2 separate regions of the Homo sapiens genome follow, and region 2 is linked to region 1. A link is an interaction called in ENCODE POLR2A ChIA-PET data of the cell type or tissue named here. Cell type or tissue: IMR-90. All regions are shown on one strand.

Region 1 (5,000 bases):
AACACGTGTGCTGTGTGTAACTGCTTCATGAAACAATCTAGACAGACACCCCAGAATGTCACCAGAGTTTACATCTTGGAGGAAGAATTCAGATCATTTCTACTAATTTATAACTTTCTGTGTTGCCTGACTTTTTTTTTTTTTTACAGTAAACATCATTCTTTTAATAATCAGTAGAAGAATTTATAAACCACTTCCATTTAGGGAAAAAGAATCCAATCTCCAGAGCTGCCACCAAAGCTACCCACATGCCTCCCTCAGTGCTCACCACCCCCTTCCTTCCACATGCAGGAGCTTTTACCCTTCTTTGGAAAGTTCCAGCAGCTTAGCGGCCAGACCAATAAAAATGCACCCCAGCACTGGTTTGCGTGGTGGAGGAAGAAAGCCAGTTTTCCTCTAAGCATTACTTGCTCTTCCTCTGGAATTTGGACGTCAAACATCTAAAAATATGTCGCTCCCCGGAACAGTGGGCTTAGAGTTCAGCGTGCGTAGATGAATGCCATTTCCTGGTGCCCGGGGCCCTTAACACTGGGCTCTGGGGACAGAATTTGGCACAAGGTTAATGGGACTTCCTCAGAGGGAGGCCAAAAAAAAAAAAAAAAGAAAGAAAGAAATTCACGAGACGGCAAAGTCGACCAAGTCTTCCCAACAATGTCATTGTCAGTCAGTGCACCCGAGAGTCCTCTAGAACTTTCCATCCCTTCTATTCTGTTCCGGAAGGTTTTAACATAATTGATTCATTCATTCAACAGTAAATTCATAATTCCCAGGCCCACTGGGTTTCGGGCGCTGGGCTGGAAATGGGGAGTTCCGAGTTGAACCAGAAGACGTTGGCCCTGACTTCACGTGGCTGTTTCAGGACAAGTCAGAGACACCACACACAACAGCACACAGATAAGGCGAACGAATTGCTTTTTGTGGTCATCTGCAAAAGCAGTTAGAGAGAAACCTAAACAAATCATGCCAATAACAACAACAGAGCTAAATGCTAAGAAGGAAGAGCTGGGCTCTTATGTAAACATTTAAGGGAAATCATAATGGGGCATTCAGGGAGAGGCCTCGGAGGAGATGGGCGTGAAGCTACGATGACCCACGAGCCGGAGTGGGCACCGTGAGCGGACACTTGCTGAGAGGCTGCCTCTCGGTGCTGGGGACACAGAGGACTCACAAGGACTCTATGTGCCATCGCAGAATTCCCGAGAGGTGCCTCAGGTTCTCGCTGCTTTTTAGAAAAATTATTGTGGTAAAATATATATAACATGCAATTTTCCATTTCAGCCATCTTAAGTGTGCGAGTTGGCGGCATTAATTAGACTTACGATGTGTGCAACCACCTCCATGATCTATTTCTGCGGCTTTTCCATCACCCCAGGCAGAACCTCTGTTCTCATCAGACAGCTGCCCCCTATTCCTCCCTCCCCCAGCCCCTGGCAACCAAGAATCTCCTTCCCGTCCCGCTGGATTTGCCTCTTCTGGACGTTGCATCCAAACAGTGTCACACACCCGTGGCCTTTGTGCACTCAGCATCATGTCTTCGAGGTTCATCTGTGCAATGGCGTGTGTCCAGGCTCCGTACCTTTCTATGGCTGAGTTCTAGTCCCCTGAGTGGACAGGTGCGATGTGCTCACCCCATGGGCATCCATCTGCCTCTGCCCTGTGGCTGCGGTGAGTGCTGGCACAGAGGTGTCCTGCTTTCCTGTCTCCCTCTCCCGAGTGATAACCACACAGGGACCTGGGATGCTTCTTTACTCGTTGATTTCCACCTGGAATTTCAGGGCTGGGACCTCAGATGAGGAATCTCAGTCCCAGCGAGGAGAAAGTGATTTGCCTAAGGTCCCCCTCAAAAGTCAGCTATTCATGGACTTTTCATTCCTTCCAGTCCCCCCTCCATGCCAGGTTCTGGGCTAGACACCAGGGTGTGGCCAAGCCTACAGTAAGTTTGCTTCACATCAGTACGACATATCCCCTCTCTCCAGCACCCAGGCAGCTCCGGGGCTTTTCTGGGGTTCTCAACCATGAGCCTTGAAGACCCCCTCCTGGGTGCTGCTGGGGGTTTCCGGAGCCTACTGAGCACCCGCTGACCCCCAAGACGTAGGCATCTTCATAGTCTTGATGATGAAGTCCCGCAGGGTGTGAGCTCACCTGGTTCAAGGAGCAGACAAAGCTCCCAGACTCTGGGGATATAGTGATAGCCCCACTTGTCCCCAGCCAAAACAGCACAGATAAGTCATTCTCTGCAATGGCCTCAGTTTCCTTATCTGTGAAATGTCTCGTTGCCGGTTGCAACCAACAGAAGCTGACTCCCTTGATGCCCAGAGCAGACTGTATTCGTGTCCGAGGGTGCTGCAACAAAATGCCACACGCTGGGGGCTTAAAACAACACAAGTGGATTCTTTCACAGTTCTGGAAGCCAGAAGGCTGAGATCCAGGTGTCTGGCAGGGTTGGTTCCTTTGTGGAGGCTCTAAGGAGAAAACCTTTCAATGTCTCTCCCAGCTTCCAGTGGTGGCTGGCAGTCCCTCATGTTCTCTGGTCCCTCATGTGTCTCTTGTAGATACATCACTCTGACCTCTGCAACCCTCTGTCTTTGCATGGCCTTCTCTCCATGTGTCTCTGATTCTATGTCTCTTCTCCTTTTCCTTTTTTTTTTTGAGATGAAGTCTCACTCTGTCGCCCAGGCTGGAGTGCAATGGCATGATCTTGGCTCACTGCAACGTCCACCTCGCCTCCCAGGTTCAAGTGATTCTACTGCCTCAGCCTCCTGAGTAGCTGTGATTACAGGCATGCACCACCATGCCCAACTAATGTTTGTATTTTTAGTAGAGACAGGGTTTCAGCATGTTGGCCAGGCTGGTCTCGAACTCCTGACCTCGGGTGATCCGCCCACCTCGGCCTCCCAAAGTGCTGGAATTACAGGCGTGGGCCACCATGCCTGGCCCCTTCTCCTTTTCTTATAAGGAACGGGGTTCATATTAAGGAACCACCCACCTCCAGCATGACTTCATCTTATTTTGACTAATTACACCTGTAATGAACCTGTTTCCAAAAAAGGTCACATTCACAAGGATCAGAAGTTAGGGGTTGGATATATCTTTGGGGGGACACAGTTCAACCCACAGCATGGATCCGACAGGATTCGAGTGCAGGGAGTACATTTGGGAGGGGATCCCAGGAAGCCCCAGCTGGGGAGTGGGAAGCTGGGCAGGAAAGGGAAGGCGCCCTTCAGGGAGTGTTAATGAGCAGGTGGCTGCCTGGGCACTAGAGCTCAAACCCAGTGGACCTTGGAGAAACCGTGTGGAACACTCCTCACTCGTGTCCCACCAAAGTTGAGAAGCCAGCTGGGCCATCGGGCTCCAGCTCCATTTGCTCCTACAGGTGTTACCTCCCCGGCACCTTGGCCTGACTGTGTGTGGGCTGAGCAGGCTCCTGCAGCCAGAGAAAGCCTTCAGGCCAGCAGACACAGATGCTTACGGTACAAAGATGAAGGTGAAGGTCAGAACTCATGGAATGGTGAAAGCACAGCTCCAGGCCATCTGCTTCTCCCACTCTTGCTATCTCAGCAAAAAATAAAAGGATGTTTGGAAGGCTCTCAAGAGCTCACAGAAATAATGGGGGAAAGGAGATGGGGAACTGAGGAATGCAAGTTGTGGGCCACTGCTGGCTCCTACAGTCCCCTACTGCTATTAGCACAGGGGGTGCCTCCAGATAGACAATGCAATGCTCCCCTCCCTCCCCCCGTCTGGCAGGATGCATTTGAAAGAGAAAGTGGCACCAGCTCCTGGCTGCTCTAGCCCCTCCCAGCCCCCCTCAGCAGGACAGGCATCTCTGGGCAGGGTGCAAACTGAACCACCATTTCCAGCTGCCCTGGAGGGGTGCTTAGAGGGGAAAACAGACCCACAGTCACACTGACAGTAGGGGCCAGCCTGCCCAGGCCAGGGGCTGCATAGCACCGAGGCCCGCATGGTGGCTGCCATGGGCCCCACCCGGTGGATTTGTCGAGAGGCTCCCAAGAGCGAATACGTGGCAAACTCTTGCCCTGACACAGTGTAAGCGCTCAGTAAATCATTGTTCTCAGGAGTTTCATCTAATGCCAGGAAAGAAAAACCAAAAACACCAAGTCCACAGAACCGACTGAGCTCCATGGAAAGGTTATTGGACTATTTACAAACGTTCTGCTTCTGTTTTATTCATTCTCATAAATATTTGGTTCTGGAATGGGGTTTTTGGTTTTTTTTTTTTGCTTTTTGTTTTTTGTTTTTTGAGATGGAGTTGCGCTCTTCTTGCCCAGGCTGGAATCCAATGGCACGATCTCGGCTCACCGCAACCTCCGCCTCCCAGGGTTCAAGCAATTCTCCTACCTCAGCCTCCCGAGTAGCTGGGATTACAGGCATGCGCCACCATGCCCGGCTAATTTTTTTTGTATTTTTAGTACAGACGGGGTTTCTCCATGTTGGTCAGGCTGGTTTTGAACTCCCGACCTCAGGAGATCTGCCTGCCTTGGCCTCCCAAAGTGCTGGGATTACAGGCATGAGCCACTGTGAGCCACTGTGCCCGGCCTGGAATGGGTTTTTAAATCTGTCCGTAGTGCACATGTAGGGAATGCAGTTCTGTGCCAGTCAGGGAACTGTGGGCTCTATGGTCTTTTTACTGAGCCCTGCAAAGCAGGCACTACTGTGTCCCGTGCTGCAGATGAGGAAACCGAGGCTCAGATAGGAGAAGGAAACTCCTGAAGGTCTTAGAGATAGAAGGCGGGAGACCCGGCACTTCTCATTAGAAGCTTCTCCTAAGGGCCTCCCACGGGAATGGAAGGCAAGCGTGCTCATCTCTGGCACTGTCTCTGCATGCTTAGACCAAGAAGCATAAACAGCACTCAGGACATTAACCGGCCCCACTCTAAGAGACCAGTCCGCTACACAAAACTCACTCTGCCGGGGGACGAGGCTTTGAGAGACTAGAGCAGGCTACAGGCAGCCCTGCGCTTGGTCAGGACTGAACCACCAGC
Region 2 (5,000 bases), 390 kb before region 1:
CCCCATACTGTTCTCATGGTAGTGAGTAAGTCTCACAAGATCTAATGTTTGTGTGTGTGTGTGTGTGTGTGTGTGTGTGTGTGGTTTTTTTGGTTTGTTTGGTTGTTTTTTTGTTTTTGTTTTTGTTTTTGTTTTTGAGACAGTCTTGCTCTGTCGCCCAGGCTGGAGTGCAGTGGCAGGATCTCAGCTCACCGTAACCTCCGCCTTCTGGGTTCAAGTGATTCTCCTGCCTCAGCTTCTGGAGTAGCTGGGACTACAGGCATGTGACACCACGCCCGGCTAATTTTCGTATTTTTAGTAGAGATGGGGTTTCACCATGATGGCCAGGCTGGTCTTGAACTCCTGACCTCAAGTGATCTGCCCACGTCAGCCTCCCAAAGTGCTGGGAATACAGGCGTGAGCCACCACGCCCAGCCTCTAATGGTTTTACAAATGAGAGTTCCCCTGCACAAGCTCTCTTGCCTGCCGCCATGTTAAGCGTGACTTTGCTCCTCATTTGCCTTCCGCCATGATTGTGAGGCCTCCCTTGCCATGTGGAACTGTGAGTCAATTAAACCTCTTTGCTTTATAAATTACCTAGCTTGGGTATGTATGTCTTTATTAGCAGCATGACAACCGACTAATACACCTGGTATCTCCCATGAGTCTGGGGACAGTGGCCTAGGCCTGGAGTCAAGACAGGCCCAAGTTCAAATCTGGAATCCCCCACTCACTAGCTGTGTGAACCTGGGCAAGTTACCTACATTTTCTGTGAATCTTTTGTAGAAGGTGGTGTGATGGGCAGAATAATGCCCCTCCCCTCAAAGATGTCCATGCCCCAACCTCAGAACCTGTGGATATATTACTTTACATGGTAAAAGGAACATTGCAAATGTGGTAATGTTAAAGGCTTTGAGATGGATTATCCTGGGAAATAACCTAATTATGACATGACTGGTGGGTCCCAAGTAATCACAAGGGTCCTTATGAGGGAAAGAAGGAGGGGCAAGAGAGTCAGGTCACAAGGAGATGTGAAAATAGAAGCAGAAAGAGAGAGGGAGAGATTTGAAGATGCTGCGCTGCTGGTGCCACGAGCCAAGGAATGTGGGTGGCCTCTAGGAGCTGGAAAAGGGCAAACATTTTCTGCTAGTGCTGCCAGAAGGAACATAGCCTTGCTTACAGCTTGATTTAGCCCCGTGAGTCTTCTGAGCTACAGAACTTTAAAACAAAAAACTTGTGTTGATTTAAGCCGGTAAATTTTGTTCCAGCAACAATAGGAAACTATGACAGGGGAAGCAACACTACCTGTTCTATAAGCCTGTTGCTAGGAGGAGATGAAGTAATGGAGCTAGCACATGGAGTGTGCTGCCTGGTGCTTTTATTTTTTTATTTTTTTGAGACGGAATTTCACTTTGTCGCCCAGGCTGGAGTACAGTGGCATGATCTCAGCTCGCTGCAACCTCCGCCTCCAGGGTTCAAACGATTCTTCTGCCTCAGCCTCCCAAGTAGCCGAGATTGCAGGCATGCACCACCATGCCCAGCTAATTTTTGTATTTTTAGTAGAGACAGCGTTTCACTCTGTTGGCCAGGCTGGTCTCAAACTCCTGACCTCAGGTGATCCACCCGCCTCGGCATCCCAAAATGCTGAGATTACAGGCATGAGCCACCATGCCCGGTGCCTGGTGCTTTTAAACTACCATTCAACAAATGGTAAGTGAGTTTTCTCATTGTCCAGTTTGGGCATAAGGCTTCCCCAAGGAGGTAACATTTGAGCTAGATCTTGATGAGTAGGTGTTTCCCAAGAGTTCTTTTCTGGAACTCTGAAAGTATATAGGAGTGCCACTAACTGTGTGGCCTTAAGCAAGTAACTAGTGTCTCTGGACCTCAGTTTCCTCATCTGCAAAATGGGAGAAATAATACCTCCCAGGGATATCGTGAAAAGGAGAATAAGATAACAGAGGCAAATTGCTTAGCAAAATGTCCGGCATACAGCAAGGGCTTAATAAATGGTGAAAATTGTCATTATTACTCCCAGAGTTCTTAGAAGGGAAAGTGAGGTTTGCACAGGAAGGGCTCAGTGCATTTGACAGCATTTATTGCCAATTATAAAATTCAAGCTTTCTTTCAAACAAAAATTAGAATTTGGAGACACTTGTATCCACCATTGTGAGATGGACAGCTACCCAATTCTTAAAGACTTTTCTGATAAGATTGGTGGTGATAGTAATAAATGTAACTTTTTTTCAACTTTTAGATTCAGGAGGTACATGTGCAGGTTTGTTACCTGGGTATACTGCATGATGCTGAGATTTGGGGTAGGAATGATCTCGCCCCCCAGGTACTGAGCATAGTACCCACTGTTAGTTGTTCAACGCTTGCCCCCCTCCCTCCCTTCCCCCTCTAGTAGTCGCTAGTGTCTATTGTTGCCATCTTTATGTCTGTAATTAAAAAAAAAAAATAGAATAGAATGCGTCAACATTTGGAAGATCTGCATAACTCAGCGAATCAATGTTTTCCAAATGACTGATGTTATAAAATTGCACATGAGTAAAAGATCCATTCAAAGTACAAGATAGGACAGTGGGGCCAGACACAATGGCTAATGCTTGTAATCCGAGGCTGGTCTCAAACTCCTGAGCTCAAGCAATCCTTTCTCCTCAGTCTCCCACAGTGCTGGGATTACAGGTGTGAGCCACTGCTCCTGGCCCAGACTTTTTAAAAATTTGTAAAAATACAAAATAATGCCACTCCTCTCACCAAAATGTTTTGTTTTGGAGTATAGTTGTTTTTCACTAAAATGATGTTATTTATGTTAACATTTAATGAAAGTATTATATTTTAAATAAATTGTTATTATTTTGTAATGTTTTAGTTTTTACTTCTAATATGGTAAACCACAACAGATACAACCTCTGTCTCCTGTGTTCAAGCGATTCTCCTGCCTCGGCCTCCTGAATAGCTGGGATTACAGGTGCGTGAGCCACCACGCCCGGCTAGTTTTTGTATTTTTAGTAGAGATAGGGTTTCACCATGTTGGTCAGGCTGGTCTCGAACTCCTGACCTCGTGATCCTCCCACCTCGGCCTCCCAAAGTGCTGGAATTACAGGCGTGAGCCACCGCACTGGCTCTTTTTTTTTTTTTTTTTTTCTCATTTAATTCTTTAGCTTTGCCAACAGGAGGTCAGCCAACAATAATTTTTAAGAATGTGAAGAGATCAGCGACCAAGAAGTTTGAGAACTCCAGCTCTCCCGTGCCAGCAAGTGCCCACTTTAAATGTGCCCTCTGTCTGCCTGGAACTTTCCCCAGGGAGGCTCAACCCTTCATTCACTCAGGTTTCTGTTAATGGTCGTCTCTTCCTAAAGGACCCTCCTCACTCCTTTGCCCATAATGGGTGCCCCACCCTGTGCCCTCCTGCTATCCAGGTTAATTTCCCACAGCACTCACAAACTTTCTTTCAAACAAAAATTAGAATTTGGGGAAACTTGTAGCTGACATTTGGGGAAACTAGCTGACATTCTATGGCATATTAATTTTGTGTGTTTATTGTCTTTTTCTTCCACTAGAATCAGGCCTGGCGCAGTGGCTCATGCCTGTAATCCCAGTACTTTGGGAGGCTAAGGCAGGTGGATCACTTAAGCCCAGGAGTTCAAGACTAGCCTGGCTAACATGGCAAAACACCGTCCGTCTCTACTAAAAAATACAAAAATCCACTGGACATGGTGGCAGGTACCTGTAATCCCAGCTACTCAGGAGGCTGAGGCAGGAGGATTGCTTGAACCTGGGGGGTGGAGGTTGCAGTGAGCCGAGATCATACCACTCCACTCCAGTATGGGTAACAGAGCAACTGTCTCAAAATAATAATAATAATAATAAAAAATATAAGCTCCATGAAGCCAGGTACTTGGTCTTGTGTTCTGATATTTTTGCAGGACCTAGAACAGTTCCAGGCATTTTGGGCAGCTGCTTACAAAACATTTGTTGAATGAATGAAGGAAGGAATGACCTCATTTAATTCTTGGAAAACCCAGTAAGGCAGATCCTATTGGTTTCCCCGTTTTAAGGTGGGGGAAATGGAAAAAAGTCAAGTGACTTGCCTAACATCATGTCACTTATAAGTGGGGCAGATTGGGATAAAAAAGATTGGCCAAATGCAGAGTTCAAAACTGAGTCAAATCAAGTACTATGAAAAGACATTTTTGAGATAATTTAGAGAATGTAGGTGAGGCCTGGAAAATACCAAGAAACTATTTACCAATACATGTGTTAGGTATGGTCATGACATTGTGGTTTATATAAGAAAATACTCCTGGTTTTAAGAAGTGGGCTCTGAAATATGTAGGGAATGAAATGACGTGAGGTATGGGATTTGCTTTAAAGTATCTGAGGACAAAACAGGAAGGAAAAAGGAAGTGACGAAGCAAACGTTGCAAAATCTTGGTAGCTGTTGAACCTGATATATGGATGTCTTTGTTAGTCCCGGTCCTCTGAGAAACAGGGACCAAGAGGTGGAGAAGGAAAAGGCCCAGGAGGGAAAGAGGAAGGGTGGGCAGAGATGGGAGATTGGCCGGCAGAGTGTGGGGCTGGCCCCTGCAGAGGAGAGCAGGAAGGCAGAGGGCTGGGAGGAAGAGGGTTTCACTGTAGGGCAGTTTTCTTCTTTTTTTTCTTTTTCTTTTTTTTTTTTTTTGAGGCGGAGTCTCTCTCTGTCGCCCAGGCTGGAGTGCAGTGGCACTCTCTGCTCACTGCAAGCTCCGCCTCCCAGGTTCGCGCCATTCTCCTGGCTCAGCCTCCCAAGTAGCTGGGACTACAGGTGCCCGCCACCATGCCTGGCTAATTTTTTGCATTTTTAGTAGAGACGGGGTTTCGCCGTGTTAGCCAGGATGGTCTCGATCTCCTGACCTCATGATCCACCCGCCTTGGCCTCCCAAAGTGCTGGGATTACAGGCGTGAGCCACCGCGCCCGGCCTGTAGGGCAGTTTTCTAAAAGTTTCAGCAAGGTCATCAGGAGTCCTTGGGACACAACT

The links. ChIA-PET counts read pairs that join two places held together with the same protein. Peaks named below come from ENCODE experiments on the same cell type or tissue, not always from the same donor. Only the 100,000 strongest peaks of a DNase experiment are listed, where the experiment ranks them.
Region 2: POLR2A ChIA-PET joins it to region 1 with 6 read pairs; 2 of 35 experiments call an interaction of 5 or more read pairs at or near these places.

The regions. Positions count from the first base shown.
Region 1 is chr16:84,298,624-84,303,623 of GRCh38, reverse strand. The region is part of intron 1 of WFDC1 (WAP four-disulfide core domain 1); the gene reads right to left. Among named protein-coding and RNA genes, the nearest start is that of WFDC1, 6.2 kb to the right of the region's middle. In IMR-90, no CTCF peak of the experiment used is centred here; a DNase peak (open chromatin) is centred at 383; H3K27ac peaks cover 3,942 bases.
Region 2 is chr16:84,692,040-84,697,039 of GRCh38, reverse strand. No RefSeq gene overlaps it. Among named protein-coding and RNA genes, the nearest start is that of USP10, 5.5 kb to the left of the region's middle. In IMR-90, no CTCF peak of the experiment used is centred here; no DNase peak of the experiment used is centred here.